7 separate regions of the Mus musculus genome follow, and all the other regions are linked to region 6. A link is a loop called in an ENCODE intact Hi-C map of the cell type or tissue named here. Cell type or tissue: left cerebral cortex. All regions are shown on one strand. Region 1 overlaps Dgcr8 (DGCR8, microprocessor complex subunit). Region 2 holds the start of Dgcr8 (DGCR8, microprocessor complex subunit). Region 3 has its middle 3.3 kb from the start of Gnb1l. Region 4 holds the start of Tango2 (transport and golgi organization 2). Region 5 overlaps Txnrd2 (thioredoxin reductase 2). Region 6 has its middle 4.2 kb from the start of Gp1bb. Region 7 holds the start of Comt (catechol-O-methyltransferase).

Region 1 (4,000 bases), 340 kb before region 6:
GCACAGCATTGTTGGTAACACATCCCAGCAAAATAAGTTTGTAACAAAGACAAGACAGTGCAGATGTCTAGAGTGAGTGGCTGAAATATTGGTGGAGGACACAAAGTCCAGAACATAGACTTCTAATCTTGTAAAGAATAGCTTAGGATAAGCCTGAGGGGTTTTCCATTCATTTGCCAGGTTCTATCTCAAAAGATATCTGCTGAAAGTCTCAACAATTTGTTGAACTGAAAAGTCTTTTTAGACTGAATCCTTCTAAAATGTACAGCAGCAGCTAGAGATTAGCTCAGTGATTGAGCATCTTGTTCAATTCCTAACTCTGCATGAGTAACTTAGCAAAATAGGTATCAGGACATCTTGCAGACTGAGGCAGAATATGTAAACTAAGGGCAACTGAACAGAGGACAGCCAGTAACATGATATACAAAGACTTGGGCTGGAGAGATGGCTCGGTGGTTAAGAGCACTGACTGCTCTTCCAAAAGTCCTTTGTTCAATTCCCAGCAACCACATGGTGGCTCACAACCATCTGTAAAGGGATCTGATGCCCTCTTCTGGTGTGTCTGGAAACAGCTACAGTGTACTCATATAAATAAAAATAAATCTTAAAAAAAGAAAGACTTATTGTCCTCAGCAATGGCCACTAAAACAAAAAAATTAGCAGAGAAACTGATTCTTAGAAGTAGAAAATTGGGGAACGCCAGGGCCAAAAAGTGGGAGTGGGTGGGTAGGGGAGTGGGGGGGGGGGAGTGTATCGGGGACTTTTTGGATAGCATTGGAAATGTAAATGAGGAAAATACCTAATAAAAAAGATAATTCTTAAAAAAAAAAAAGAAAAAAAGAAAAAAAAGTAGAAAATCCAAACTGGGAAGTGATGGCGCTTTAATCCCAGCACTTGGGAAGCAGAGGCAGGCAGATTTCTGAGTTCAAGGCCAGCCTGGTCTACAGAGTGAGTTCCAGGACAGCCAGGGCTACACAGAGAAACCCTGTCTCAGAAAAAAAAAAAAAAAAATAGAAAACCCTCCCCCTAACCCCAAGCCCCAGTGAGACTGACAAAACTGGCATAGCTCTTGTTCTGTGCAGAGACCTGTTCTGGAAGACAACAATCACACAGGATAAAATCAAGAATGGCTCTGTATGTGCCAGGGTACAAGTACACCTAACACTAATCTCCCATACACTCCACTACTCAGAAGAACCCAATAACCCCAGTGCTGATCAAAACGGCTTAGTACAAAAATGCTGTCTATCTCTGCACAGAGGCAGAAGGCAAAGACATGGTATAGTGTGTCTAGAAGAAAACACCAGTTCTTGGGATGAACATTGTGTGCAATGACTATCTAATCCCCAATTTGAAGTCTGAAGGACTCAAGAGAAAAAAATCTATACAAATATCAAAACCCATCAAGATAATGACAGCATAGAACCTGTCTTTTCTCTCAGAATGCCTGGTTTTCTGTTTAAAAACAAACTTGAATTCCAGGTGTAGTGGTGCATGATTTAGTCTCAGCATTCAGAGACCTATCTCAAAAAAAACAAAAACAACAAAATAAAAAATAAAAATAACAAAACACTTGCATGTGTTCCATATGGCCCAGTTAGCTCTAAGCATACCCAAATATGCATTTGGCTGAATCAGGAACTGAAAACACTGGCTCTGCTGTTATTCAGTAGAAAGAGGCCCTCTAGTATAAAGACTCACTTTAGATACATTTTTTTTAAAGATTTATTTATTTTATATATGTGAGAACATTGGTGCTGTCTTCAGACACACCAGAAGAGGGCATCAGATCCCATTAGATGGTTGTGAGCCACCATGTGCTTGCTGGGATTTGAACTCAGGACCTCTGGTAGAACAGTTGGTGCTCTTAACCTCTGAGTCATCTCTGCAGCCCAAGACTCACTTTTTAAAAAAATAAAAATCTGATTGTTTTTTAGACAGCCCTAGCTGTCCTGGAACTTACTTTGTGATCAGGCTGGCCTCAAACTCAAGGAGATCTGTCTGTCTCTGCCTCCCAAATGGTGGGATTAAATGTGTGTTCCCACACACACTCAGCTAGAATCTTAATTATGTGTACATGCATGTAATGCCAGAGACATTAGATCCTCCCTGAGTTGGAGCTTAAGTTCTTTGTAAGCTGCCCCATGTGGGTTCTGGGAATTATGGGGATTTGAATGAAAATCTCCCCTCCCCACAGCCCCACCCTGTAGTCTCCGGATTTTGAATGCTTAGTCCCTAGGAGGTGGAGCATTTGGAAAAGGATTCTGAGGCATGCCCTTGTGGTTTGAGGCTTCAAAAGTCCCCACCATTCCAAATCTCTGCTTCAAGCTTGTGGATCTGATATAAACTGTAAGCGACTACTCCAATGTCTGAGGATGGTCGTGGACTCACCCTCTGAAACTACAAGCCCCAATTACAGGCTTTATTCTAAAGCTGCCTTGGGGTCATGGAACTTTATCACAGCAGGACAAACTTGAGCCTAGTAAAACAATCAAGTTTGTCCTGCTGTGACATGGTTCTACATGGTCTTTATTACTGAGCCATCTTTTTAACTCATCAAGTCTTTTTACTCTTAGTTTAAATCATTTATAATAAGCACATATTTTATTTTGTCCTTGACCAGTATACTCTAAAGCTTAATTATATCCCCAGCTCTTAGTTTTAAGACAGAACTGCTCTAAAGCCAAGGCTAGCCAGAAATTCACAATGGTACATTAGCAGCATCTCAGTACTAAGATTACAGTCATTTACTATAAACTACACTTATGTTGTTTTAAAAATCAAAGTACAGGACAGAAGAGATGACCCAAGTGTTAAAGGCACTTAAGGCTCTGAGTTTGGTTCTCAGCACCCGTATCAAGTGACTCACAACTTCCTTTACTTCCAAATCCGAAGAATCCAATGCCCTCTCTGACCTTTGAGGGCACCAGGACACAAGTAGTACACACATATGTATACATACATGTACACATACACACGTACAAATGTACACACATGAAGACACACACACCAAAATTAAATCTCTTTAAAAACAAAATAGATGGGGGCTGGGGAGATGGCTCAGCACTGACTGCTCTTCCAAAGGTCCTGAGTTCAAATCCCAGCAACCACATGGTGGCTCACAACCATCCATATTGAGATCTGATGCCCTTTTCTGGTGTGGCTAAAAACAGATACAGTGTACTTACATATAATAATAAATAAATTGTTGGGCCAGAGCGAGCAGAGGTCCAATTCCCAGCAACCACATGATGGCTCACAACCATCTGTACAGCTACAGTGTACTCATATACATAAAAATAAATCATAAAATAAAATAAAATGCATAAGCTGGGCGGTGGTGGCGCACGCCTTTAATCCCAGCACTCGAGAGACAGAGGCAGGCAGATTTCTGAGCTTGAGGCCAGCCTGGTCTACAGAGTGAGTTCCAGGACAGCCAGGGCTATACAGAGAAACCCTGTCTCAAAAAACCAAAACAAAAAATAAAATAGATAACACGAATAAAAGTCTTAACCTAGGCCCATAAAATCCTACAGGCATTACATAGCCCCTTGCTAATCAGAGATGAAGACCCAGCATGCAGCATCTCTAGGATACCAAATGTGATGTTTAACTCTGATTACCAACTCCTAGACATGCCTGAGATGAATATCTAAATTAAGTTAGCCTCTGGGGCATATTTGTGGAAGAGTATCTAGTTATGGTAAACTGAGGTGGGAAAACCCACCTTAATGGTAAGTGCCACCATCCCATGGGCTGAGGTCCTGGGCTGAACAAAAAGGAGAAAGGAAGCTGTAAGCTTCTGACTGCAGATGCTACTTTAGCAGCACCCACCAGCTCCTGCACCATGCCTTTCCCACCAGGATGAACTGATGAGCCAAAACAAGCCCCTCCTTTCTAAATGTGCTTTTATAAGGCTATCTCATCAAAGCAACAGGGAAAGTAGCTGATATACCAAGCAAACCACATTACCAGCTTTATTCTTCGCAAGTTTTTTGCT
Region 2 (4,000 bases), 330 kb before region 6:
CAGTACTCTGACAGAAAGGTTAAACAATTTGCTCAAGGTTACAAAGCTAGGAAGTGGTACAGCTGCTTTGCCACTCAAACAAGCAGGCCTAAGTCTGCACTACCTCAGTTTTATAACACCTTACAATTTAATGAATCACTCTGTGTCCAGAAAACCTAAGAGAGTAAGAGTAGGGATCAAATTAGAAGAGTTTAAAAGCTCACCAGATAGCTTGGACAGGGACTTTAGGTTACAGTTTCTGGGAAATGGTCTGGTGTTGTAAACAGGTGGCAAGGCTTCTTAGGAGATACATGCAGGCCTATGAGAGGCACCAAGGTGACTTTAGACAGGCATAAGGATTGTTCTGGCACGGACTGTGGTTATCTCTTGGAGTGAATCAACCTATTTGGTGTTAAAGTGGAATAGACAACTAGAAGCAGGAGATTGGAGATCAGAAGGGAGGACAGACAGTACTGGAGATGGGAGTCATGGAAGATGTCAAAGGAAACTGATGTGAAAAGTACATAGGATCACATGGGAGGGGAATGATGACAAGAGAAGGCCAAACTGGGCAAACCAGTCAAAATCATGTTTCTCACAAGGTAAAATTCAGACAGCCACTGTGAACTGCCTGCTCCACATGTTTGGCAACACAGCTCAAAGGGTAGCCCTCCTGCCTGTAAACCTCACTATTCTTCAGCTGACTGGACCTATGGATGCAGATTTTGATTTGCCAATTAGACTGTGAGCAAGTCAGACCCACTGCTGGCTCCCCTGGACCCTGGCACAGGGCTTACCCAAAACATGTGAACAACTCCTACTTGCTGAACGGATGGCCAGTGCTACAGCTGCAGCCTCCCGCTCAACCCAAAGGCAGTATGACCTCATCAATTCCTTTGTCACCCCGCAAATCCTATTCTAAACTGAAAGGCCACACTAGCTGGGCCAGCCTTTCACTATCTTCGGTTAGTGATGGATTACAGTGGGAACTGAGCCACTTCCAAGGCTGGGAGTCTAGTTTGAGCCAGCAGAGAGTGGGCACCCTAATAGTGATTGGCATACAAGAGTCAACAACCCAACACAGGACATCTCTGCATCTGGCAATAAGGTACATGCAAGCATGCAAGATGGCAAATCAAATTCCTACCATCAGCAACCCAAATCCACTGGATGATACTACTTGACATGTATCGCTGTCAACAGGTTGCCACTTGCCATTTATTTCTACAACGTTCATTGTTACTGTAAAACCACATTCTGATAAGCTACATGACACTTCATCCACGGGTAATTTGGTGGAGACTTGGGCGGTTTCTTGGCTTTTTCCAAACAAAACAGGCGGAGTTCGGGGCGTTGAGGTGTCCCTGCCCACACCTCTCCCGCCAGAAGGCGAGGCAATGGCTTCGGGCCCACCGCCCAGGGGGCTTCGTTACCAGGCAGACAGCACCCTACGTTCATGATGCCTGGGCTCCGGGCCCGGCCCCCACTGCACAAAGGCCGCGACTCCGCGTGGCCCAGCCCGCCTAGCGCGCCGCGCCCCGCCCCGAGCCCCGGCCTGTGGCCTCGCCCGGGAGGGGTGGGGGTGGAAGGAGGGAAGGAAAGGGCGCAGCCTCTCCAGGCCGCAGCGCCCGCCGCCCGCGGGGCGCCCATCGCGCCCCGCACCTACCTGTGGCGCCCGCGACCTGCCCGAGCCGCCCGCAGCCCGACCACAGCCGGTCGACCCTCACCGACCCCGGCGCCGCCACAACCCGCGAAGGCCCTTGCAAAGCGCTCGGCTCTTGAGACCCGCTGCCGCGCGGGCGAGCGGAAGGCGGGCCTTGGCGGAGGGCTACCAATCACGGCGCACGGCCTCCGCGCATTGGGGGAGCCGGGAGCGGGCTGAGGCGGCCGCCAATCGGCAGCGCGAGGCGCGCGCGGCCCAATTGCGAGGCGCTATGGAGACCGGGATGGGCGGGACCAGCCGCAAGCCTGGCACTTCTAACGGCTGTCGCTCCGGGTGGGGCTGAGTTGCGGCCGCGGGGCGCGCCGGGAGAGAGGCGCGTAGAGGCTGCCGGGAGCCGGGGAGCGCGGGAGTGCGAGGGACGCTGGGAGCTCATCTATGAGCTGGCCTCTGTTGAGCTCAATAGTCACTTTTGAGTTTGCGAATGACAATGGACCTCCGGCTCTGGGTCGTCCCAAGGACAATGTTGGAGGTACACCCATCCTAGAAAGTCAACGGATAAGATGCGCGATGCGGAGGATAGGAAAGGAGTTTTACTCGCAATATCATCACACCAGGAAGGACAAAGATCTGATGACTAAAAATGTTCGCTGTGCTTACAGCATCCTCCGTGTCAAAAAAGGAAGGAGAAGCAGAGCCGATTGGGGGTCCTTTTAGTTTGGGGTGGACCTTAGGTAGGCCTTGCAGACTTGTGTCAGTGCCAAAGACCATAAAGAAACTTAAGCAGTTCCAGACTCATCTGACACCCGTGGTAGCAGTATGAGACTTAGGAAAATTCTTTAGGACAGAAGTGACTCAGAAACAAAATGAAGTTAGCCAGGTCTGTTCCTGAGCCCTTCAAATCCCGAACCCACAAACCATTACTTCATTGCTATAAGCCCGGGACTAAGGTGGGGATAAGTTATATTTATACTATCCAGAACCTCAAATAGTTTAGCTTTCCTTTAGGTTCTGATTCAAGTCAATAAGTGTAATAAAAATTTTATAGAAAACTGTCTGCCGTTAGGCAAACACTTCAGTAATTGCTGCTGGACATGAAAAGTGGATGCTAAAAACACGACTAAAGGGTAACATGTTGAAGAACTCACGGTCTCAGCACACTTGTGTTAATGCTAAAAGCACTGAGTTATATCCCTAAGGTTGGGGAGATTGTATCTATTTTTTTTTTTAAGATATATTTTATTTATATTAGTACACCATTGCTCTCTTCAGACACAACTGAAGAGGGCATCAGATCCCATTACAGATAGTTGTGAGCCACCATGTGGTTGCTGGGAATTGAACTCAGAACCTCTGGAAGAGTAGTAGGTGCTCTTAACCACTGAGCCATCTCTCCAGCCCCAATTGTATCTATTTTAACAAAATAGAAAAGTTTCTCCCCAAAATTCTTAGAAATTGCAAATGGCCGGTCAGTGGTGGCCCACACCTTTAATCCCAGCACTTGGGAGGCAGAAGCAGGCGGATTTCTGAGTTTGAAGCCAGCTTGGTCCTACAGAGTGAGTTCCAGGACAGCCAGGGCTACCAGAGAAACCCTGTCTTTAAAAAAAAAAAAAAAAGAAAGAAAGAAAGAAAAGAAAAAAGAAAGGCCTGGCCTGGAGAAATGGCTCAACACTGACTGCTCTTCCAGAGGTCCTGAGTTCAATTCCCAGTAACCACATGGTGGCTCACAACCATCTGTAGTGGGATCTGATGCCCTCTTCTGGTGTGTCTGAAAACAGCTACAGTGTACTCATAAATAAAATAAATAAATCTTTAAAAAAGAAAAGGCCACCAGCTGTAGGAGGCACAGAGGTCTATGTGCTTACAGATAAGCATTAAGGGATCCTGGAATATGGTGGTGTTCCTTCAAGGGAAGGAGTGCCAAAGAGAGGAGAGGTCAAAGAGTCCATGGCAGAAATGGCAGGTTTTTGTAGGAATCAGAAGCTAAGGGAATCCAGGGAAGACATGAGGTGAAGAGATTTAGGTTAGGGGTGGGGTGAAAAGAGCTGAGAGAAGCTACAGGTACTGAGTGAGCCTGGGGGCCTAGAGGTGCTTTGGTATGCTAGGAACCACAGCCATTTGTCCTGACAACCATCAGAGTCCTGAGTATCTTCAAACCTTTAGGAAAAGCTGAATGCACACTGGGAAGAACTAACATGGGAATGAATGTTGAAGTCAGCACCAAACTTTTGGAGATACAGATTCCCAGCAAGCACAGATAGGCTTTAGATTTCAAGAATGGGAAATAGATCCAAGGAAGGAGGGAAAATATGGGAAAAAAGCTACTATTTGATACTCCAGTCAGTCTTACTATTTTTTGCC
Region 3 (4,000 bases), 120 kb before region 6:
CTGAAGTTCTCAAACACTGCCATGAGCAAGAGTAATAATAATAATAATGTTGCTGGGCGGTGGTGGCACGTGCCTTTAATCCTAACACTACCATGTCTAATTCTGCTGAAAAAACACTAAAGATGACTTCAAAAGAAAAAAATATTCTATGCTCATAGATTGGAAAACTTAGTATTTTTGTGCTGTGTTTCATTCATACTAGACATGTGGTCCATTGCTGATCTATAATCCTAGCCCAATATTTTATTTATTGGGGGAGGGGGTAGTGAGACAGGGTCTGTCCTGTAACTTGCAATGTAGACCAGGATGTTATTGAACTCAGAGATCCACCTGCTTTTAACTTCTGAGTGCTGGGACTAAAGGTGTGTACCACCACACCTGGAATCCCAGCACAATATTTTAAAATATCAATACACCCTAAGTGATCTAAAGACTTAAGCGATTTGTATTAACACTTCAATGGTGTTTTGGTAAAAATAGAAAAACCTATTCTAAACCGGCCTTGGTGGTATATGTCTGTAACCCTGGCAACTGAGAGGGAAGAATCTGAGACAGCAGGATTTCAAATAAATAATGTGTGTGTGATATGTACATAGGTTGATATACAGACAACCCACATATAGTCTTCAGTGCTTGTGGATTCTGCATCAACATGTTCAACCAGCTGTGGTAGAGACTGTTTGGCAAGGGGCAACATACCTCAGCTGCCAATGTAGGCTACAGAATGAGGCTGTCTGTCTCAGTAAGAAAGAAGGGGGCTATGAAAGAAAGAATCGGGGGAGGGAGGGAGGGAGGGAGGGAGGGAGAGAGAGAGAGAGAGAGAGAGAGAGAGAGAGAAAGAAAGAAAGAAAGAAAGAAAGAAAGAAAGAAAGAAAGAAAGAAAGAAAGAAAGAAAGAAAGAAAGAAAGAAAGAGGGGCTGGTGAGATGGCTCAGTGGGTAAGAGCACCCAACTGCTCTTCCGAAGGTCCGGAGTTCAAATCCCAGCAACCACATGGTGGTTCACAACTATCTGTAACAAGATCTGACGCCCTCTTCTGGAGTGTCTGAAGACAGCTACAGTGTACTTATTACATATAATAAATAAATAAATCTTTTAAAAAAAAGAAAGAAAGGAAGGAAGGAAGGAAGAAAGAAAGAGCAAATTTGAAGGTCTTATACTTCTTGATTTCAAACTTAACTATAAAGCTACAGTACTCAAAACAGTGTGGTACTAGCATTAAATCAGACATATAGGCTGGGTGTGGTGGCACACACCGTTAATCCCAGCACTTGGGAGGCAGAGGCAGGTGGATTTCTGAGTTCAAGGCCAGCCTGGTCTACAAAGTGAGTTCCAGGACAGCCAGGGCTACACAGAGAAACCCTATCTTGAAAAAAAAAATCAGATATATAGACCAATGGAAAACAACAGAAAGCTCTGTATAAAAAGAAACACACGTTTGTGATTGCTAGTATGTGTGTAATGTGTGTGAGCTTGTGCACACAATATCAAATGACTTTTTAAGAATGTTTTTTATCTTATGAGTATGACTATTTTGCCTGCATATATGTACAATACATGCATGCAGTGTCTTCAAAGGCCAGAAGGTGTTGAATACCCTGGAACTAGAGTTGCAGACAGTTGTGAGCTGTCATGTGGGTGCTGAGAACTGAACCTGGGTCCTGTGTGAAAGCAACAAGTGCTCTTAACCAATGAGCCACCTCTCTAAGCCCACCAATGACTTTTGACAAAGGTGACAAGACAGAGAAGGGACAATATCTTTAATGAATAGTTCTGGGAAACTGAGTATCTGCATGGCAAACCCAGAGCATAGCTACTTGTTGGCAGGTTGTGGAGGTATTGGAAGACTTGTGCACCACTGATGGCAACAGATAATGATGTGGCCATCTTCTTCTAGAAGTCCTGAGTTCAATTCCCAGCAAATGCATTGTGGCTCACACCATCTATAATGGGGTCTTATGCCCTCTTCTGGCATGTAGATGTATATGCAGATAGAACGCTCACATACAGTAAATAAATAAATCTTTTTTTTTAAAGATCTATTTATTTTATGTATATGAGTACACCATTGCTCCCTTCAGGCACACCAGAAGAGCGCATCAGATCCCATTACAGATGGTTGTGAGCCACGATGTGATTGAACTCAGGATCTCTGGAAGAGCAGTCGGTGCTCTTAACCGTTGAGCCATCTCTCCAGCCCTCTCCCACCCCCACCCCCCGCTTTTTTTTTTTTTTAAATAAATTAAAACCAGTGACTCAAACATCTTTTACAGTGTGTCCTGGCTAGTTTTATGCCAACTTGACATAAACTAAATTCACCTGAGAGGAGGGAACCTCAGTTAAAAAATGCCTCCATAAGATCAGGCTGCAGTCAGGTCTGTAGGGCATTTTTCTATTCAGTGATCAATGAGGGAGGGTCCAGCTCATTATAGATGGTGCCATACTTTGGCTGATAGTTCTGGGTTCTATAAGAAAGCACGCTGAGCAAGCTGCAAGGAGCAGCCAGTAAGCAGCACTCCTCCCTCCAGGTTCCTGCCCAGTTTGAGTTCTAGTCCTGACTTCCTCCAATGATAGACTAAGATCTGAAAGTGTAGGACAAATAAACCCCCCACCCCAACTTACCTTTTGGTCATGGTGTTTCATCAAAGCAATAGAAACCCTAAGGTACAGTGATCAGTGATCCTACAGCACTGTTATCCCACAGTGGCCACCAGCACAAACAGTTCAGTGTCATAAGGGATGATGGGCAGTGCAGACACTCACGAGAGGGATCAATTAGCTTTTGTTTGTTTATTTTTGGGTGGTGTATTGGGGTTCTCTAGAGTCACAGAACTTATGGATAGTCTCTATATAGTAAAGGAATTTATTGATGACTTACAGTCTGCAGTCCAATTCCCAACAATGGTCAGTAGCAGCTGTGAATGGAAGTCCAAGGATCTAGCAGTTGCTCAGTCATGCACGGCAAGCAGGCAAAGGACAGGGAGAGGGAGAGGGAGAGGAGGGGGAGGNAGAGGGGAAGGGGGGGAGGGAGGGGGAGGGGGAGAGAGGGAGAGAGAGAGGGGGAGAGAGAGAGAGAGAGAGAGAGAGAAAGAGAGAGTTCCTTCTTCCATTGTCCTTATATGGTCTCCAACAGAAGGTGTAGCCCAGATTAAAGTTGTGTGCCACCTTTAATTCCAGATGACCTTGAACTCAGAGATCTCCGGGTCTTAATCTTCTGGAATTCATAGCCACTATGCCTCAAGATCTCCATATCAAGATCCAGATCAGAAACTTCTATCTCCCAGCCTCCAGATTAGGGTCACTGGTGAGCCTTCCAATTCTGAATTGTAGTTCATTCCAGATATAGTCAAGTTGACAACCAGGAATAGCCACTACAGGTGGTTTTGATACAGATGCCTGAGTATATAGACCAAGCTGGTCTGGAATTCATAGAAATCCACTTGCTTCTGCCTCCTGAGTTCTGGATTAAAGACTGGCTTAAAACAATGTTTATGCCGGGCGTGGTGGCGCACGCCTTTAATCCCAGCACTCGGGAGGCAGAGGCAGGCTCATTTCTGAGTTCGAGGCCAGCCTGGTCTACAAAGTGAGGTCCAGGACAGCCAGGGCTATACAGAGAAACCCTGTCTCGAAAAACAAAACAAAACAAAAAAAAAAACCAATGTTTATTTTTATATGGATGAGTGCTTCTGCATGCATGTAATATGTGAGCTCTGTATGTGCTTAGTGACCGGAAACTAGAAAAAAATCATACATTGGAAGTGGAGTTATGGATATTTGTGAGCCACAGTGTAGGTGCTGGCAAACAGACTGAGGTTCTACGCAGGAGCCGTCAGTGCCTTCTCTCCAGTCTCTCAGTCAGCACTTAAAAAGAAGGCAATTCAGGTACATACTACAGCATGGATGAACCCTGAAAATATATGAAATTAAATACATTCACAAATGGACATTTCATGAGCACCAATTACATGGGGTACACAGTCAAATTCAGACTGCAAATGGTG
Region 4 (4,000 bases), 270 kb before region 6:
TTTCCATTTAATGCCTTGGAAAGGGAAAACTGAATTATGACGAGAAGGGGCGGACCGCCTCGTCCTCGACCAACCTGATCCAGACCGCGTTCCAGGAGCCCGGCGCCCGACCTTGGGTCAGCCCCGCCAGGAGCGCAGCCCGCTAGCCCCAGCCACCCGCTGCACACTCACCGCCTCCGCCGCCGCCGACTTCCGGGTGCCGCACCCGCGGGCTTTAGCCTCCAGCCCAGAACCCGCCCGGCCCGCCTCCAGAGCGCTCGCTATTGGGCGCAGCAGCGAAGGGCGGAGCATCGAACCCAGAACCGCGGCCTTGTTGGCCGTATGTGCTGTCGCTTAGAGATATAGCGCTCCGCCCCCGCAGCTGCACCAAGACTGGAGATGCACCAAGGCTGGCGATGCACCAAGGCTGGAGCTGTGTGGGCATCTGGTCCTTTCATGCAGCCACAGCTCCTCAGCCTGTGGGTTATCTCTGTGAGACCCTGCACCCCGCCCGGTTCAGGCGCTGGACCCACCTCCACCCCCTTTAGACAAAGTCCTGGTCTTTATCTCTAGACCATATCATCTGTCCCAGATAGCCCTCCCCTCCCTTTGTCGCCTCCAAGTCTTACTAGACTGCCTGTATCCTTGGCCTCTGACTTCTCATCTATTGTATTCCCTGCACTAAAAAACAACACAGAACACGGACTTCTGCTCCACCGTGCCTTCCATAGTCCTTAAGAAGTCACAGAGGCTGTTCTGTGAGTCCAGACCCCCAAGGATGAGGAATTTACCATGCTTGAGCTATGTTTGGACAATGACTGGGACATTTAGAACAGGGCCAGGACAATCACTGGGGGCTTCCTGTACCTGTTAATATCAGGTTGTGTAAGGGGCTTGAGCATCCATCGCTAAGGTGGAGGGAGCATCAGAGGTCCTCCCCAAAGTGAGTACTCAGTACAAGGATCACAACCACATTAAAGACAATGATACTGTACTACAGACTCTCAACCCAGTTGACTTGATACCCAGTTCTCATTCACTCCACTTGAGAGATGTAAATATAATTGCTCAGAGCAGTTAAGCTATTCACTTGAAGTAAAATAAAGGGCTAGCAAGATAGCTGCCTGGGTATAGATGCTCGCTGTCAAACCTGGCCACCTGTGTTCCATCCTTGGGATCCACATGGTGGAAGGAGAGATCTGTGTCCTTTATGTTGTTCTCTGATCACCACATGTGCATTGTGGTATATACTCACAAAATAAAATGTAATTGATTTAAAAAAAAAATGCCGGGCTGGTGAGATGGCTCAGTTGGTAAGAGCACCCGACTGCTCTTCCAAAGGTCCGAAGTTCAAATCCCAGCAACTACATGGTGGCTCACAACCATCCGTAATGAGATCTGACTTCTGGAGTGTTTGAAGGCAGCTACAGTGTACTTACATATAATAAAAAAAAAATAAATAAATCTAAAAAAAAAAAAAAAAAAAAATGCCAAGTGGCATTAGCTGCCTGGACGATCTAGGTGCCATGGTCCCAAACTTCAATGCTGATGTTTTGCAGAAAACTGGAACTCAGAGAGGCGAAAGCAAGGCTGTAGCCAGACCCAGTCACAGCTCTGCCCTCTCTCACACAGCCTCACCAGCATTCCTCCTGAGAACTAAAGGAAATCATTTGCAAACATGACCAGACTCCGGAGACTATGACTCCTGGCCAGCAGGTGGCAGACCTAGCTAGGCACTTCCATTCTTCCTCCAGCTTAGCACAGTCACCCTGTGCTCCTGCCAGCTGTCTCCATCTGAGCTGCCAGATCACTTGGTCTACAGGACTAAGAGGTAGTCATGGACAAGCAGGACACGGGCTTGAGGCTAAAAGAGCATGGTCTGGGATATAGCAGATACACAGTAGCTTGTCCCCAAAGCACCAAGCCATGAATTCAGAGTGGGACAATGGCTGGATATGCTTTCTCATCAATCCTATCCATAAAGAGAGATGTAAGAACATGTTGAACAGTGGTTCGAATCCCATCACAGGCAGCAGGTGGCCCTTTGGGGGCGGGGGGGATTTGAACCTCTGCCCCAATTTTTTCCTTAATTATTTATTAACTTTACATCCTGATAGCAGCTCCCCTCCTTCCTCTCCTCCCAGTCCCAAATCCAACCCCCTATTACACCCTCCCCTCCTCCTCATAGAAGGGGGAGCCCCCCTTGGGTACCACCCCACCCTGGGACATCTAATCCCAGCACACCCTCTCCCTCTGAGGCCCAACTAGGCAGTCCAAATTAGGGGAAGGGGATCCAATTCCTGCCCCTATTTTTTTTTTTTTAATAGTTATGCACTCTGACATTCTCTCCCATTTGAGTCTGGCTCATTGTTCATTCCTCGAATGGGAGCTCACCACTTTTTGTAAACACCTTTTTAGGATTTAAGTGCCAACTAGTTAGGAAGTTCTTCCTGACAAACACTTCCTCTCTGTGGCTTTCCCCAGCACTATCCCTACAGAAATGGCCAGCAGCTGGATGGATAAGGAGGATGGGGGGGGGGGAGTGGGGGGGGGAGTGGGGGGGGGGGAGACAGACAGAGCAAGAAACACACACACAGTGAGAGAGAGAGAGACAGAGACAGAGAGAAAGACAGAGAGACAAACAGAGAGACAGAGAGGCAGAGAGAAGGGGGGAGATATTCATTATTGGCCCTGGTAAGGAGACTGTAAGATAGCAGCCCTGAAACCTATCTGAGCTGTCTCTATCCACCCTGATTTCCTCTATGCAGCTGATGATCAGGCTCTAAAGCAGCCAGGTCTCTAAAAGGGGACATTCCTACACTGGGAGGCTATGTCTCCCTTTTGCCCTCTTCTAGCAGAGAAAAACCTGTTCAGCCTCTGTCCCATCAGCAAGTATGGGGAAGTGGTATGATCCAGAGCTATGGGGTCTTCAAGAGAGGTGCTCCAGGATGAGTACGGGCCAGGGTAGAGCTGGATTGACTAAATCCACTTCTAACTGAGGAAAGAGAGTCCCCACCACACAGCAACTTAACCAGAAAGACAGCTGTAGTTAGTAGAGAGCTGTAGTTACAGCTTTACCTAGAGAGAGCTACCTTCTTGGAAGACTCTGCTTTCTTAGAGTTGCTCACTCTGCCTTGCCAGAGCTGCAACAATATCTCAATACCAGGATGCCAAATGGTGTTCATTTCAAGTAGCAATACCAACGGATTAGTAGCAACTGCCTTGACTCTGAAAAGCTCCTGGTATCAATTTGTATTGTAGGCGACCCAGAAGTGAGCTCCTGCTCCAGGCATTTACTTTCTTTGTCTTCACCAAGCAACCCTTATTGGGTGAGCACACTGGACTCAGCATAGGTGGGTGAAATATGACCATCTGGGTAGACCCCCTACACACACAAACGCACACACACACACACACCCTGGCCTCCATTAGCACTATCTGTAAGGGGCCTTGGGAAACACCGACAGCCCAGAAGAGTTGCTCATTTCCAGTGCACTCAGGATAAGAGGCTTCTGAGCAAGCACAGGCCAGATTCATTTCCACAGTCTGCACTTCCATCTCCTGTTTATGTTACAGCATCCCCCGTGGGTCCCCTCCACTGCCTTATGTCACTGCAGAGATGTGTTTGGTGTGCTTTACCTAGTAGGGAAATATGTGTTTATCTTTTCAGGCAGTGGATAAAGCTCCTTGATATTTCTCCAAGACTCAAAGCAGGGCAGAGGAAATCGGGACACCAGGGTGTAGTGGGGAAGAGATAAACACATAATTCCCCTTTCCCGGGAAGAGGACGCTTTTCATTGCCCCGGGGAAAGAGCAGTCTCATGCAGCTGTAGGGAGTGCCCAAAGGCTCTGTAAATACAGGCTTCATAGAAGAAAAAAAGCTCTAGTTTTTCTAGAGTCTGCTTTTGCCCTCAAAATCACTGCAACCATCCCCACTTTGTACCAGCCTAGCTGACCTTGTTCGTCCTTGCTGCAGGGGTTATGGGGACAGTGAGAGAGCCCCCAAGGCTGGAAGTCCAAC
Region 5 (4,000 bases), 170 kb before region 6:
GAGCTAGATCAGTCCTTAGCTACACACACCCCTTGTTAAGCAGTTCAAATGCCACAGCTAGCTTTCCTGCAGTTTGGGGTGAGTCACTCCCTTTCTGTAGTGTTTGTGGGGCTCTGAAGAGGCAGGGTTTGCAAAGGCCTTGTACACTGTGAAGTTTGTGGAGCTGGCCTCACTCCCTCTTTTGCCTGGCCCTCCTGTTGAGTGGACAATGTGAGACCCCTGCTCTGTGACTTAGACATAAGGGTAAAGCATCCCACTACAGCAGGGGTCACAGGAACGGCTGCCTCAGCCACCGCAGGCATTTGAGCGCTCTGGCAGCCGACGGTTCACTGATTGACATATGGTTCTCTGTTTATCCTCAGACTCTGCTTTCAGCTGAGCACATTGTCATTGCTACAGGAGGACGGCCAAGGTACCCCACACAAGTGAGTGGCTTGCTGTGTCCCTCATTCCTCTTGCTTCTCCAGGCCTCCCTGAATCTACACCACATGGCAGTGGCTCAGGGCCACTCCACACCGCAGGCTCCTGAGGCCTGTGTCCTCTCTCCTTCTTCCTCAGTGTTTAGTTCTGTGTTGTCCGGGCTGCTTCCGATCACCTGGGATTCATGTCTGTCCACTTCAGCCTCCAGAGTTAGCTTTGACTGAAATGTGTGGCGGGCATCACACCTGGCCTCTGTTCCTTCCACCAAGCCTCCATTGCCACGGCCTTTTCTAACTTCAGAACTCCAGGGCCTCCATCCAGGACTTCAGTCTTGCTCTTCATCCACCCTGGCCACCCAGCTCCTTAAAAGTTTGAATGAAATTCACTTAGCAGAAATTCCCTTTAGGAGGGAGGCACAGTGGTTTAATACATTCAGTGCGTCTTCCACTTCCCTCCATCTCTAGGTCCTTTGCAGAATTCCAGGCTGATTCTTTACGACAGCTCCCCTGGTTTCTGATTCTAGGTGCCTCATACCAATGCATATGACATATGTGCTTTGTGTTGGTTAATCTCACCAGCAGAATGTGCTCCCTATACCTGCATGTATCAGATTCTTCTTTTAAAAGACTGAGTAATATTCCATTTTATGCGTTAGTGCCTTTTGTTAATCCGCCTGCCCCTCGGTGAATGCCTTTGTTGCTTCCTCTTTGTGGCTCTCATGAATCACGATGTGCTGTGAGCACCCGTGTTTTTCTGGAGTTCGTTTTAACTTCTTCTGGGTATTTATGAAGAATGGAACTAGGTCACTAGTTCACTTGGCTTAACCTTTGAGAGACACTAGTTTGTTTTCCAAAGAGGCTACACCATATTTACTCCCTGTAGCTGAAGCTGGAGTCACTTTCTGATTTCTTCACATACCTCAGGTTTTTTGGTAAAAGCAGAATATTTCAAGTAACTCATGTTGGTGACTCCCCACTGGGATCTTCTCATTGCTATGGTGACTTCTCTGAGCTGGTTTTATGAGGCATTTCTTTTTTGTTATGTATGGTCACTTATTGTCGGCTAAGGTCTGCAGAGGTTTCCTTTGAAAACCAGGAACCATGAAATCTCTGCATGCCTGTGGGAGCCTTCCCTCCATACTGTATGCTGCATGACTGTCTTGGAGGATGAGGCTGCCACTCCTGCTTTCCCAGGAAGGGGTGCATGCTTGGGAAAGAGCCCAGGGCATAATGTGCACCTCCCATCCCCAAAGAGACACAACCTGAAGATATCCAACCATGAAACTTCCCCTCATGGATTGAGAGAACCCCAGAACCTGCAGAATGGGGTTGCTTTTTCAGAAACCCCAGGGGCATGCCAATGGTGATCTTATCACATGAGTCTTCTCTTCCTCCATAGGTCAAAGGAGCCCTGGAATATGGAATCACAAGTGACGACATCTTCTGGCTGAAGGAGTCCCCTGGGAAAACGTAAGGCCTGGGGTATGTTGTGCTGGTGGATATGCTTTCTTCTCCTACTGGAGCCAAAAGGTCGTTCTCTTAAAGAAGGAAAAACCTTTGTACCCCCATGTCCCATGACTATCTCGAAGGTGATAACATGAGTGTTACAGATAGAGTCAGCTGTTCATGATACAGGGCAGTGGCTGTCAGCAGTATCCCCTGTACCCTGGTATAGAAGATCATCTCCTCTCCTCTCTGCTTTTTGCATCGAGCATGCCCCAAGTTACGGCCAGGTGTGGCGGTGAGAACACATGTGCTAAATGTGCCGGCCTGCCCAGAGCTCCATCTATTCTTGGATACTGGATGCAGCCAACACCCTTATTGTGCAGACGTCCTGCTTGCAGGGACCAGAGTGGCCACGAGAGGGCGGCAGAGGCTTGCTTGATAGCTGTTCAATGCCTTGTGCACTTTCAAGCAAACACTAGTGGGAAACAGTAGCCCAGTGGTGGGCTGGCATATGCACTTGAGTGTGTGCATGTGCACATATGTATGCTTGTAAATATGTGTGTATGTGTAGGTGTAAATGGTGTGTATGTTGGAGAGTGGACACAGGTGTGGATTTAATGTGTATGTATTCACCGGATTTATTTCAGAGAGTGCAGATCTCCAATTTCTGTGTGTTGGAGCTGTAAGACACTGCCCCTGCATCCATGGCACTTGGGATTGAACCTATGGCCTCACTAATGTTAGGCAGGCACCTTGTCTTGGAATCTATATTCCCAGCTCCAAGCTCCTTTGTTGTGTTGTTGTTGTTGTTGTCTTGAGACAGGATCTCTGTGTAGTCCTAGCTGTCCTGGAGTTTGCTATGCAAACCATACTGACCTCAAATTCACAGAGCTCCTCCTGCCTCTGTCTCCACCTGCCATCTGTTCTAAGATGAAAGGTGTGAGCCTTTCATCATGCCTAGCTGTCAAGATCCTTAAAACAGGGCTGGAGAGACTGCTCTGCAAAAGAGCACCGGCTGCTCTTCCAAAGGTCCTGAGTCCAAGTCCCAGCAACCACATGGTGGCTCACAACCATCTGTAATGAGATTCGATGCCCTCTTCTGGTGTGTCTGAAGACAGCTACAAGTGTATTCATATGAATAAAATAAAATAAATAAAAAGACCCTTAAAAACAAACAAAACCAACCAAAAACATCCAAAAGAAAACCAAAAACTTATTATTGCATATAGCTCTATCCATGGTGTATGTGTGTGCGTGCATGTGCGCGTGCGTGTATGCCACAGTGCATTTTCAGACGTCAGAGGATAGGTGGAGTTTGATTGTCTCCTACCTTTGTATGGATTCTGTGGGCTGAGCTCAGGTCTCCAGGTTTGCACAGCTAATGCTTTTGCTCTTGCACTGGGCCAGCTCATCTGGCCCACACTGTTTGTTTATCTGTTTAGTGTGGGGCTGTGCATGTGGAGGCCAGAGGACCACTTACAGGAGTCAGTATTCTTCTTCCACGCTATGGGTTCAGAGGTCAAGACCGGGTTGTTGTGCTGGTTGTTGGCATCTTTACCTGCTGAGCCATGTCATTGGCCCAGCTCCTTTCTTTTGAGACAGGAGCTCATGTAGCTTAGACTGGCTTTGAACTCACAGTGAAGACAAAGATGACCTTGAACTTCTGACCCTTCTGTCTGTACCAACTGGCTTCTGGGATTGCAGGCACGCTCCATCATGCTTGGCTTCTTTTTCCTTAAAAACAACAACAACAAAACATTTTTTTTTTCAAGATTTATTTATTTATTATATGTAAGTACACTGTAGCTGTCTTCAGACACTCCAGAAGAGGGCGTCAGATCATGTTACAGATGGTTGTGAGCCACCATGTGGTTGCTGGGATTTGAACTTCGGACCTTCGGAAGAGCGGTCGGGTGCTCTTACCCACTGAGCCATTTCACCAGCCCCCAACAAAACATTTTTAATTGCTTTATTTATGTATACATAGCGCACATACACATACATTTATGGTATGACACACGTGTACAAGTTAGAGAACAACTTCAAAAATCAGTTCTGTCCTTCCACCAGGTGGGTTCTGGGATAGAACTTGGCCTGGGAGCATGTGCCTTTACTTGTGGGCCAGCTGCCTGGCC
Region 6 (4,000 bases):
GTCCTGAGGAGAGCTCTGTGTGGGTTGGGGAAATGGGCAGTGGAACTAGGAATATGCCCTGCAGGGAGGGCTCATAGCCTGGCCTTCGACTCTCATCAGGCTTCTCCTACTGCAACTGACTTCACCCCTGTCGTGTGCGTGTGCGTGTGCGTGTGCGTGCACGCGCGCTTGAGTGTCTCACACCTGGGGGCACCTTGGCTCATCTCTCAGCACTCTTTCTCCAGCCAGCCTTAGGCACTCTGGGTAGAGTAGGTTGACAGGAAGACAGAATGGAAGGAGGCACGGACAGCATTTTCTTGGACCCAGCAGAACCCTAGAGACAGCTTCACTGGGGAGTACCTGATGATCCTCACAGTTCTTGTGGGACCAGGGGCAGACCGGCCCCCAGGGGTTCTCCTAAGGAGAGCACATTAGGCCTTGTAACTTTTTCTTGTCTTTGAGAAAAGAAGTCAGAAAGCATGTGCAGCCATTATAGAGAGTACACGGTATGGAGGGCTCCAGGCCAGACAATACTGTCCAGAAAGGGTTGGGGGCTGGGAGGTCCCACAAGAGCTGTTTAAGAAGGGAGAGACACAGCCAAGGCCAGGCCTAGTCACTAGGATCAGTGACCCCCAAAGACCCTCACTCTACTGGGGACACTACTCCAAGTGCCCCCTGCTGATTTATGGCCCTCTCAGAGGAGCTGAAGTTTGCTGCAGGAGGCACTGCACACACCTCAAGTTGGGGTCAGTGTGGATGGTTCTCAGCTGGTTTCCAGATGGGCTTTATGGAAAGGGTACCAGGGGAACTCAGACACCCCAGCAAGGAACTGGCTGGTGTCAGAAAGCCTCTGGCTCTAGCCTGTCTCCTGTCTCTGTCACAGGCCTTGTCTCTGTGACACACAGCCCTCGCTGCCCTTCTTGCCCACCAGTTAGCCCTGGGTGGGTGGGAGTGGGAGCTGGTGATTTATCACTTGCCGCCTGTCTTCCATCGGAAACGCTGGGGGTTGGCGCAGACGCTGCAGTGAGCTATGGGCCACCCACCCCAATGTTGTTGCTCTGTCTGGGTAGCGGGTGCGGGCCTCCCCCTCCTAAGTGGCTAGTCTGCCCCCCCCCCGACTCCCCACCTTTCCCTGGGCGTCCTCTTTGTGATGGCCTCAAGCAGGTCAGCCCAGTTTCAAGGCTTCTCCAGGCTAGAGAAGACTCATGGAGAACCCCATTGCTTCCCTGGTCACCAGGGAAGCCTAGAGATGCTGGAGCCTCCTTTTCTGAGTCTTTGGGCTTTCCCCTCACAGAAATGGTGAGAGTCCAGCGCTGGTTGTCGTTAGCCCCACCCCCTCACAATGCACACAGCGGGGGTCAGTGAATGTTTACGGAGCAAACATGGGGTGGGGAGCGCACCTGGATTGGCCCACGTCTTTCCCGCCAGGCGGAAGAGGTCCTTATCTTTGCGGTTGACCGGTTGTCAGTGTGCCAAAAGGATAGGAAGAAGAGGGACTGCACTCATCTTCTTCGCGTCTGTCAGCGACCTCGCAGTGCCCTCCTCTCCATCCCCGGAGGGAATGACCTGCCAACCTCTCTCTGCAGTCTGGGCAGTCTGAATGGTCCCTGCTCTCTTTCTCTAGGGACTGCTGGGGCGTCCCTCGTTGCCTACTGCACGCCGAGCTCTGAGTCTTTTACGGATCGCTAGCGCCCTCTGGTGCCAGTCGGAGGTCATGGTGATTGAGGGGAAAGCAGGGCTAAACAACCGGCAGTTTAAAACAAGAGGGCCAAAGTCCCCATTTCCCGCAGCAGCACGTATCTATTTCACAATGAGATAGAAGCTCTCTGCGTGAGGTCACTACTCTGTCTATGCCAAGCCTGGTGATCTTGTGTAGCCTCACTGGAACTCCATCTATTCAACTCCTTGGCCATCTTTAGCTGGATGGCAGTACAGGCTGCACAGGTGGCTTGACCTCTCTAAATGTACCTCTGTGCCCTGTACTAGCCTAGCTGAGGCAGGAAATCTCTTAGTTTGAATGAGGTCTTGAATAAGGATGAAAGCCGCAGGAGCAAGGGCAGACCCGCTGTGGTGGGCATGGGTGTGATGGGTGTAGAGAGTAGGGCAGGTACACAAAAGCTAAGTCCTGGGGCTTCCCTTTAAAGCTGAAGTCTTGGGGCCCAGGGGATGGGTGGGCAGTGTGGTGTAGTCACCTCTGACTTCTGAGCTCTATCAGAAGGACTCAGAATCAACCAGCCCAGGCCATGTCTTTGTAGCTATATTAAATATGCCTCTGAGAGGGGCCCTGTGACTTACGCTCATCTGGAGGGAGGCCCAGACCACAGAGGGGATGAGTTGGTGGCTGGGGAGGAGACTCCAGGGCAGCTGTGTTGTCTCTGAAGTAGATGACAATGGTGGAGGCTGGGTTGAGGAGGAGGAGTGTGCATTCAGGAGCACTGAGCTGGGACCATCCACTTCCCCACATTTGTTGGAGGCTGAGACCCCAGGCTAAGCACGTGGAGGGTCAGCTTAGGGTCAGGAGTTAGAATTGGAGAAATTCCCAAACCACTAGCAGAGCCAGCCACTGAGGCCAGGCTGGAGTCTTGGCACTAGCCAGTCTGGCAAGAGGGGTCTCCTGGACAAACCAGCAAGCGAGAAGTCCACCCTTCTGTCTGAATACAGTGATGCCAGATGTGTTTCTTTGGTAGCAGAGCCGTTCCTCTTTAGGACAGGGACGGAAAGACAGTGGCCCCTGGTCCTTCAGGAATCCCAAACCCAGACCCTCAGCAAGACACTGGTCCTGGAGCCTTCAGGCCCTGTGAGCAGTGTGAACTGAGCCTGAGCTCTTTCCTACAGCTCCTGCTAGGCCCTGGCACTGTCCCCTAAAGGAGGAGCAGCGTGGGGACCCAGGGAGCCTGTCTCAGCTCTGCTCCATTATAGCCACAGAAAGGGGTGGGAGCTTGAAGAGTTTCTTGACACCTGCTTTGCTCCTCTGAAAAGCAGAGGGGATGCCCCTCCCCATACTGTGTTCAACTGACTTTAAGGTGTTATCTGTGTACCTCAACCAGGGCTTCTGGGGTGACAGGCCACCCCTGGGGAGGGTGAACAAAGAGGACCACTGTCCCTGTCCCTGATGCATTGATAAGGCCGGATGGACAAGTTCACAGTTCCCTGCAGCCCACAATGGGCCGGATGCCCTGCCCCTGCCCACAAAGGAGGGGGGTGGCTTATGCCTCAAGTCTGACTGGCAGCCTCTAGATAGCATCAGCCTACTGGAGGGTCATCTGTCTTGTCCCACAAAGGCCAAGACAAAGGCCGTGTCAGCTACAGCCTCCCGACCTGGTCAGTGGTGGTCAGAGGAGGCCTAGTGCTTTCCTGTGCCCAGACCCATGGTTCTTCATCAGGATCAGGATTGTCAGGAACAAAAGCATCCAGTATGTGTAGAGGCAATCAGGTGGGACTCACATCAAGCCTGGCACCCAGGCTGGTTCCAGTACTGGGGGATGTGCCATTCTGCTCCTTTGGGTTCCCAGGGAGGAAACTGTACCTAGTTTTCCAGCTCCAGAGTAGCTCGGAAGTGTTCTCTGTCCTGAGCTGTGAGGTAGGGGACTTGCTGGAGAACCTTGAACCAGACTAGAAATAGCATATATAATGACCTGGGCAGGTGTGGGGTAGTGTGGTGACTGTTCTGTTAGTCAGGGGGACTGTCAGGAGGGCTGAGACTGCTGGGGCTGTCAGTTGGTGAGATGGGATAGGAAGATCTGAGAACACTTGGAGGGGCCAGGGTTGTGGGAGGAGGCCTGATTCACTCCACAGCACATTTCAGAGACTCTGGTTAAACTCATACCTGCAGCCCCTTAGGTCATGTCTCTGTCACTTGGCCTTCCCTACCCTTCAGAGTTCATCGCCCATGGAGTCCCCACTGGGCCACAGGCTACAGTCACCTGGTTTTGAGTCATCCCAACTCCCATCTGTCTCTGGGCGCTCTAACAGCTGTCCACACAGCAGGGTCACCTCAACTCCTAAGTTGTCCTTGAGAGGT
Region 7 (4,000 bases), 190 kb before region 6:
TTTGTTGCCGGTCGGTGGTGGCTCACACCTTTGATCCCAGCACTTGGGAGGCAGGCAGATTTCTGAGTTCAAGGTCAGCCCGGTCTACAAAGTGAGTTCTAAGAAGCCAGGGCTACACAGAGAAACCCTGTCCCGAAAAACCAAAAAAAAAAAAAAAAAAAAAAAAAAAAAGACTGATTTGTGGCTAACACCAACTTTTCTATTGTCTTCTTAAGAATGACCCTCACATGGAACAGAAAATGGACTTCTGTTCAATAGGAAGGACGTCTCCCTTCCTGGAAAAGGATCCTCTACTGGGTGCACACACTGGAGGCTTAGCCACATTTAGCCAAGCTCCTTTTAAAAATATAAACTTTAGCTTCATCTCTGACAGCTCACGGGTGCATCCCTAGAGCAACTTTAGACCCCAAAGTGTCTGCAGCTCTGTAGCTTCTGTGGGATCATGGGAATTAGCCCAGCAGCAAAGCCACGAAGAGCCTGTATAAAGCACCCTTCCCTTCTCTTCCCTTCCCTTCATGGATTCTGTGCTCCTTTGTTCCCCAGAAGACACCCACTTGTCACCTCTGCTCAAATGGAGATGACTCAGCCGGTCCCCTACAGCTCCTAGGTAAAATCTGTCCCAATTATTAGGGCGATGCTGTTTCTCTGTGACAAGATGTCCTCTAGGGCCCTACCCCACCACAAGCTCCCACAAGTCGTGGCAGCTCCCACTGTTCTCCCAAGGCTTGGAGGGCCAGCAAGGACCCCAAAAGTCCCTGGCTGGAAGACTTTCTCTTTTTAGCACACACCCAAAGCCTGCCGTAGTGCTCCTGCCCTAGTGCTCCTGAGCTCCAAGGGGTCCCTTTGGGAGTGGGGGGGTGGGGGTGGGTAGCACTTCTTTTGCAAGGAGTGACCCGGGGGCACCCTAAGGCCTCTCTCAAGAACCCCTGTTCAACAGCTTCCAACTCTACTGACCATCCCTGAGCCCTGTAACTTTGACCCTAAGGTTTGCATCCCAATCCAACAACTAAGTAAGTCGGACCCTCTTATAATGGGCCAGGCCCTGGATGTGCTACATTCTATCCAGGTTAAGCCCAACTCCACAGCCCCACCGAAGGACATATCTTCCACCACAGCACTGATACTCAAGTTCGGTCACCTGCCTCCCTTCAGCGACCCCCCAGCCAAGATCAGACCCCCTTCACATGTGTCCCCATTCCCCAGCGCCGGCTTGCGCTCTCCTAGGTCAGAACCAGTTCCCACGTACGGGCCCTTCACCCTAGTCCCAGTTCGGTGCATGCAGATTCTGATCCCGAGTCCGAGCTCCGGGCGGGCACCACTCACCTCGTCAAGGCCGCGCACAGGTCTGACCCCGAGGCGCGGACGCTCAGGCAGTGCGAAGGGCAGCCCTGACCGCCTGAGGTCCCCGGACCATGGCGGCGATGGTGGCGGCGATGGTGGCGGCGCTGCGTGGACCCAGCAGGCGCTTCCGGCCGCGGACACGGGCTCTGACACGCGGGACAAGGGGCGCGGCGAGTGCAGCGGGAGGTAGGGTGGGGTCGTGGGCGGTGCACGCGGAGAGGGTGCCTGTGCGAGTGTCCACAGGGGGTCGCGGTGGCGGGGCTGTCCTGGAACGTGTCCGCGTGGGCGTGCCCACACAGGCCAGGGTTCTGATTAGGAGGGGACCTGCTTCTAGCAGGGCTGCTTTTTCCCCAGGTGTCTAAAACGTTGGCGGTGCCTTGCCTGAGGCCCTCCTGTGGTGGCAGCAAGCCCAGTCTTCTGGGATTTGTGTCCCCAATATTAATCGTAGCCCTGATGTCAGGGCTGTGATGGGATGATGTCAAGGGCTCTGATGGTCACAGGTACCCCATTGGCACACAACTTCCTAGGTGCAGCAACTCTTTTTATTGTTCTAGTTTTTTCTTTTTGTTTTTGTCCGTAATCCCACCCCCATGTAGCCAAGCTGGCCACAGACTGCTTAGGTAGTTGCCACCGACCGTGGCCTTCTGGGGTTACAGTCATGAACTACCTTGGTTTGTTGTTTTGGGCTTGATTTTGATTTTTTGAGTGATGGTCAGTTGGCAGTGCAGCTAGAGTTAGCCTTGAGGTGTTGGCCCTTCCTTCCTCAGCTTCCAAATGCACCTTCATGACCTGCCTAGTGTTTGGGGAGTGAGAAGACACTAGAAAGTTTGTGGAACCAAGCCCCAGTGCTTGTCAGGGCTCTTGAGAAGGGGAAGAAACAACTTGTTTGCACCAGGAAGCGTTATTGCTGAAATCAGGATAGTAATTAATTTCAAAGGGGGAAACTGGGTACCTCTCAACATGGGTCCACTACCCCCAATAGGCCAAGTTCCCCCAGAGTTTCCCAGTGGTATGATCAGTTTCATGAGTGGTCTCCATTATGTCTTTTCATGGTGACCACCCTTAATACTGCCCCCTGAATGTGAGTGACAGAACTCAATTCTGTCCACAGGGAGCGAGCATAGAGGGAGAGGAGCAAGGGCAGGCCAGGGTTCTTCACAGAGGCAGTGCTATGAAAGGTACAATGGCTGGCCCTTGGTCTACAGGGCCAAGGCAGGTAGACCGACTGCAAGTGGAAGTTGGCAGAGGCCTTGTGGCTCAGTGGCAGAAGCTAACCTGGGAGAGTACCAGGAAGCAGTCACTACATGTGAGGTGGGAACCTAGGGGACAGACCTCAGGGATTGACGGGTGCTCTTTCAGTAGCTTTGCTAACTCCCAGGTCTCTGGCTCTTCAGGGTCTCCTAGTGCTGTATATTAGGTGGAGGTAGTTTTAGTGATTTATGTGGAGGTTAAAAAAAAAAAAACAATCGGGGGGTTCGGAATAAAAAAAAAAAAAACCCAAGTCAGTCAAAGTACCTGTGCCATTGGTACCGTCACTCTGTGTCATTGGTACCGTCACCCTACATAATAACAGTAAAATGTCTGTAAAGGAGGGACAAGAGCGACTCCGCACTCACTGCTCTTCCAGAGGCTCCAAGTTCAGTTCCCAGCACCCACATGATGACTCCATTCCGAGGGGGACCCCGTGCCCTCATCTGCCCTCTGGCACTGCCCTCTGGCACAGCCCTCTGGCACTGCCCTCTGGCACTGTGTGCCCACAGTGCAGACATAAGTGCAAATGAACACTCAGGCACATAAAATAAATAAAAGCCAAAGAGTATGTTGAAATCTGTAGACAGGAGCTTCACTGAGCTCACAAGTCTAGGGCCCTTCAAGCTGCTAGGAAGCCCTTGTGGCTTTGGGATTTGTTTCCCACTGGGCAGAGTCCTCCACTACTGACTGGAGGACTCGTGTCTCACACCCCAAGGGTTCAGGACTTTGCTTTGGTGAGGATGTTGTGAGGTCTAGGGAAGATGCCACCCGCCATATGACTCCAGAGTTCACTTGTGAGTCCAGGTCAGCTCTGCCGTCTGTCCTTTTGAAGCAGGAATACCCATGTTTTCCAGCTGAGGGGTGGGAGAGGGTGTTGTATCATCCAAACTGGAGCTAGGATAAGAAGGCTGTTGGCCTCTCTGGCAGGCAGGTACACATTAGGAGACCATCTTCCTTTATCAGAGCAGCCAGGCCCTTTATTTAGACCTTGTCATGTCGATTAGATTCCTACTGCCCTGTTCCAGACGATAGAAAGAAACTGAAACAGGAGCACGGTGAGTCCTGAGGCAGAGTTGAAACAGAGACATGTTCTGGAGATGAGCTGTGGGCAGAAGGACAGGCCTAAGCACAGTGAGTGAAGGCTGGGATGTGAGGGCCCCAGTAGGCTTCTCGCATCCTTCTTCATACTGACCCTTGAAACTCTCACTGTGGCCGCCTTCTAAGTTTTTATCAGAGAGGAGGCTCCTGGGTGTGCACTGTGGGAAAGCAAGTGGCCTGCGATAAGCCAGCCCTGCCAGTCATTTGGTAGCAAACAGACAGAGGGTACAGTATAGGGCCTCAGAGCAGGATGACCCAATAGGAGCCCCACTCGGGCAACAGACAGGACAGGCATCAGCAATGGAAGGTA

The links. Peaks named below come from ENCODE experiments on the same cell type or tissue, not always from the same donor. Only the 100,000 strongest peaks of a DNase experiment are listed, where the experiment ranks them.
Region 1: it touches region 6 in a loop (3.0-fold over the local background); 3 of 42 quality-filtered maps call a loop at or near these places.
Region 2: it touches region 6 in a loop (2.6-fold over the local background); 3 of 42 quality-filtered maps call a loop at or near these places.
Region 3: a loop joins it to region 6, with 2.5 times the contacts of the local background. A loop is called at or near these places in 4 of 42 quality-filtered maps.
Region 4: it touches region 6 in a loop (6-fold over the local background); 22 of 42 quality-filtered maps call a loop at or near these places.
Region 5: it touches region 6 in a loop (7-fold over the local background); 40 of 42 quality-filtered maps call a loop at or near these places.
Region 7: it touches region 6 in a loop (3-fold over the local background); 2 of 42 quality-filtered maps call a loop at or near these places.

The regions. Positions count from the first base shown.
Region 1 is chr16:18,273,194-18,277,193 of GRCm38, forward strand. Dgcr8 (DGCR8, microprocessor complex subunit) reads right to left here. Exons shown (of 14, transcript NM_033324.2): 8 at 3,973-4,000. Among named protein-coding and RNA genes, the nearest start is that of Mir1306, 9.1 kb to the right of the region's middle. In left cerebral cortex, CTCF peaks have their summits at 573 (motif pointing left) and 1,782 (motif pointing right); no DNase peak of the experiment used is centred here.
Region 2 is chr16:18,287,458-18,291,457 of GRCm38, forward strand. Dgcr8 (DGCR8, microprocessor complex subunit) reads right to left here and starts at 1,711. Exons shown (of 14, transcript NM_033324.2): 1 at 1,646-1,711. In left cerebral cortex, no CTCF peak of the experiment used is centred here; DNase peaks (open chromatin) are centred at 1,539 and 1,922; H3K4me3 peaks cover 2,043 bases; H3K27ac peaks cover 665 bases.
Region 3 is chr16:18,493,420-18,497,419 of GRCm38, forward strand. It overlaps a transcript of Gnb1l not described here. Among named protein-coding and RNA genes, the nearest start is that of Gnb1l, 3.3 kb to the right of the region's middle. In left cerebral cortex, a CTCF peak has its summit at 1,969 (motif pointing left); no DNase peak of the experiment used is centred here.
Region 4 is chr16:18,343,724-18,347,723 of GRCm38, forward strand. It overlaps Tango2 (transport and golgi organization 2), which reads right to left and starts at 187. Exons shown (of 9, transcript NM_001359109.1): 1 at 75-187. In left cerebral cortex, a CTCF peak has its summit at 1,693 (motif pointing right); DNase peaks (open chromatin) are centred at 309, 1,704 and 3,661; H3K4me3 peaks cover 2,082 bases; H3K27ac peaks cover 2,551 bases.
Region 5 is chr16:18,441,386-18,445,385 of GRCm38, forward strand. It overlaps Txnrd2 (thioredoxin reductase 2), which reads left to right. Exons shown (of 18, transcript NM_013711.3): 7 at 363-425; 8 at 1,819-1,889. Among named protein-coding and RNA genes, the nearest start is that of Comt, 17 kb to the left of the region's middle. In left cerebral cortex, CTCF peaks have their summits at 2,282 (motif pointing right) and 3,659 (motif pointing right); a DNase peak (open chromatin) is centred at 2,277.
Region 6 is chr16:18,616,183-18,620,182 of GRCm38, forward strand. No RefSeq gene overlaps it. Among named protein-coding and RNA genes, the nearest start is that of Gp1bb, 4.2 kb to the right of the region's middle. In left cerebral cortex, a CTCF peak has its summit at 1,678 (motif pointing left); DNase peaks (open chromatin) are centred at 987, 1,666 and 2,342; H3K4me3 peaks cover 693 bases; H3K27ac peaks cover 361 bases.
Region 7 is chr16:18,425,033-18,429,032 of GRCm38, forward strand. Comt (catechol-O-methyltransferase) reads right to left here and starts at 1,684. Exons shown (of 6, transcript NM_001111062.1): 1 at 1,324-1,684. Txnrd2 (thioredoxin reductase 2) reads left to right here and starts at 1,385. Exons shown (of 18, transcript NM_013711.3): 1 at 1,385-1,527. The coding sequence starts at 1,413. In left cerebral cortex, a CTCF peak has its summit at 1,586; DNase peaks (open chromatin) are centred at 537, 1,117 and 1,562; H3K4me3 peaks cover 2,170 bases; H3K27ac peaks cover 2,182 bases.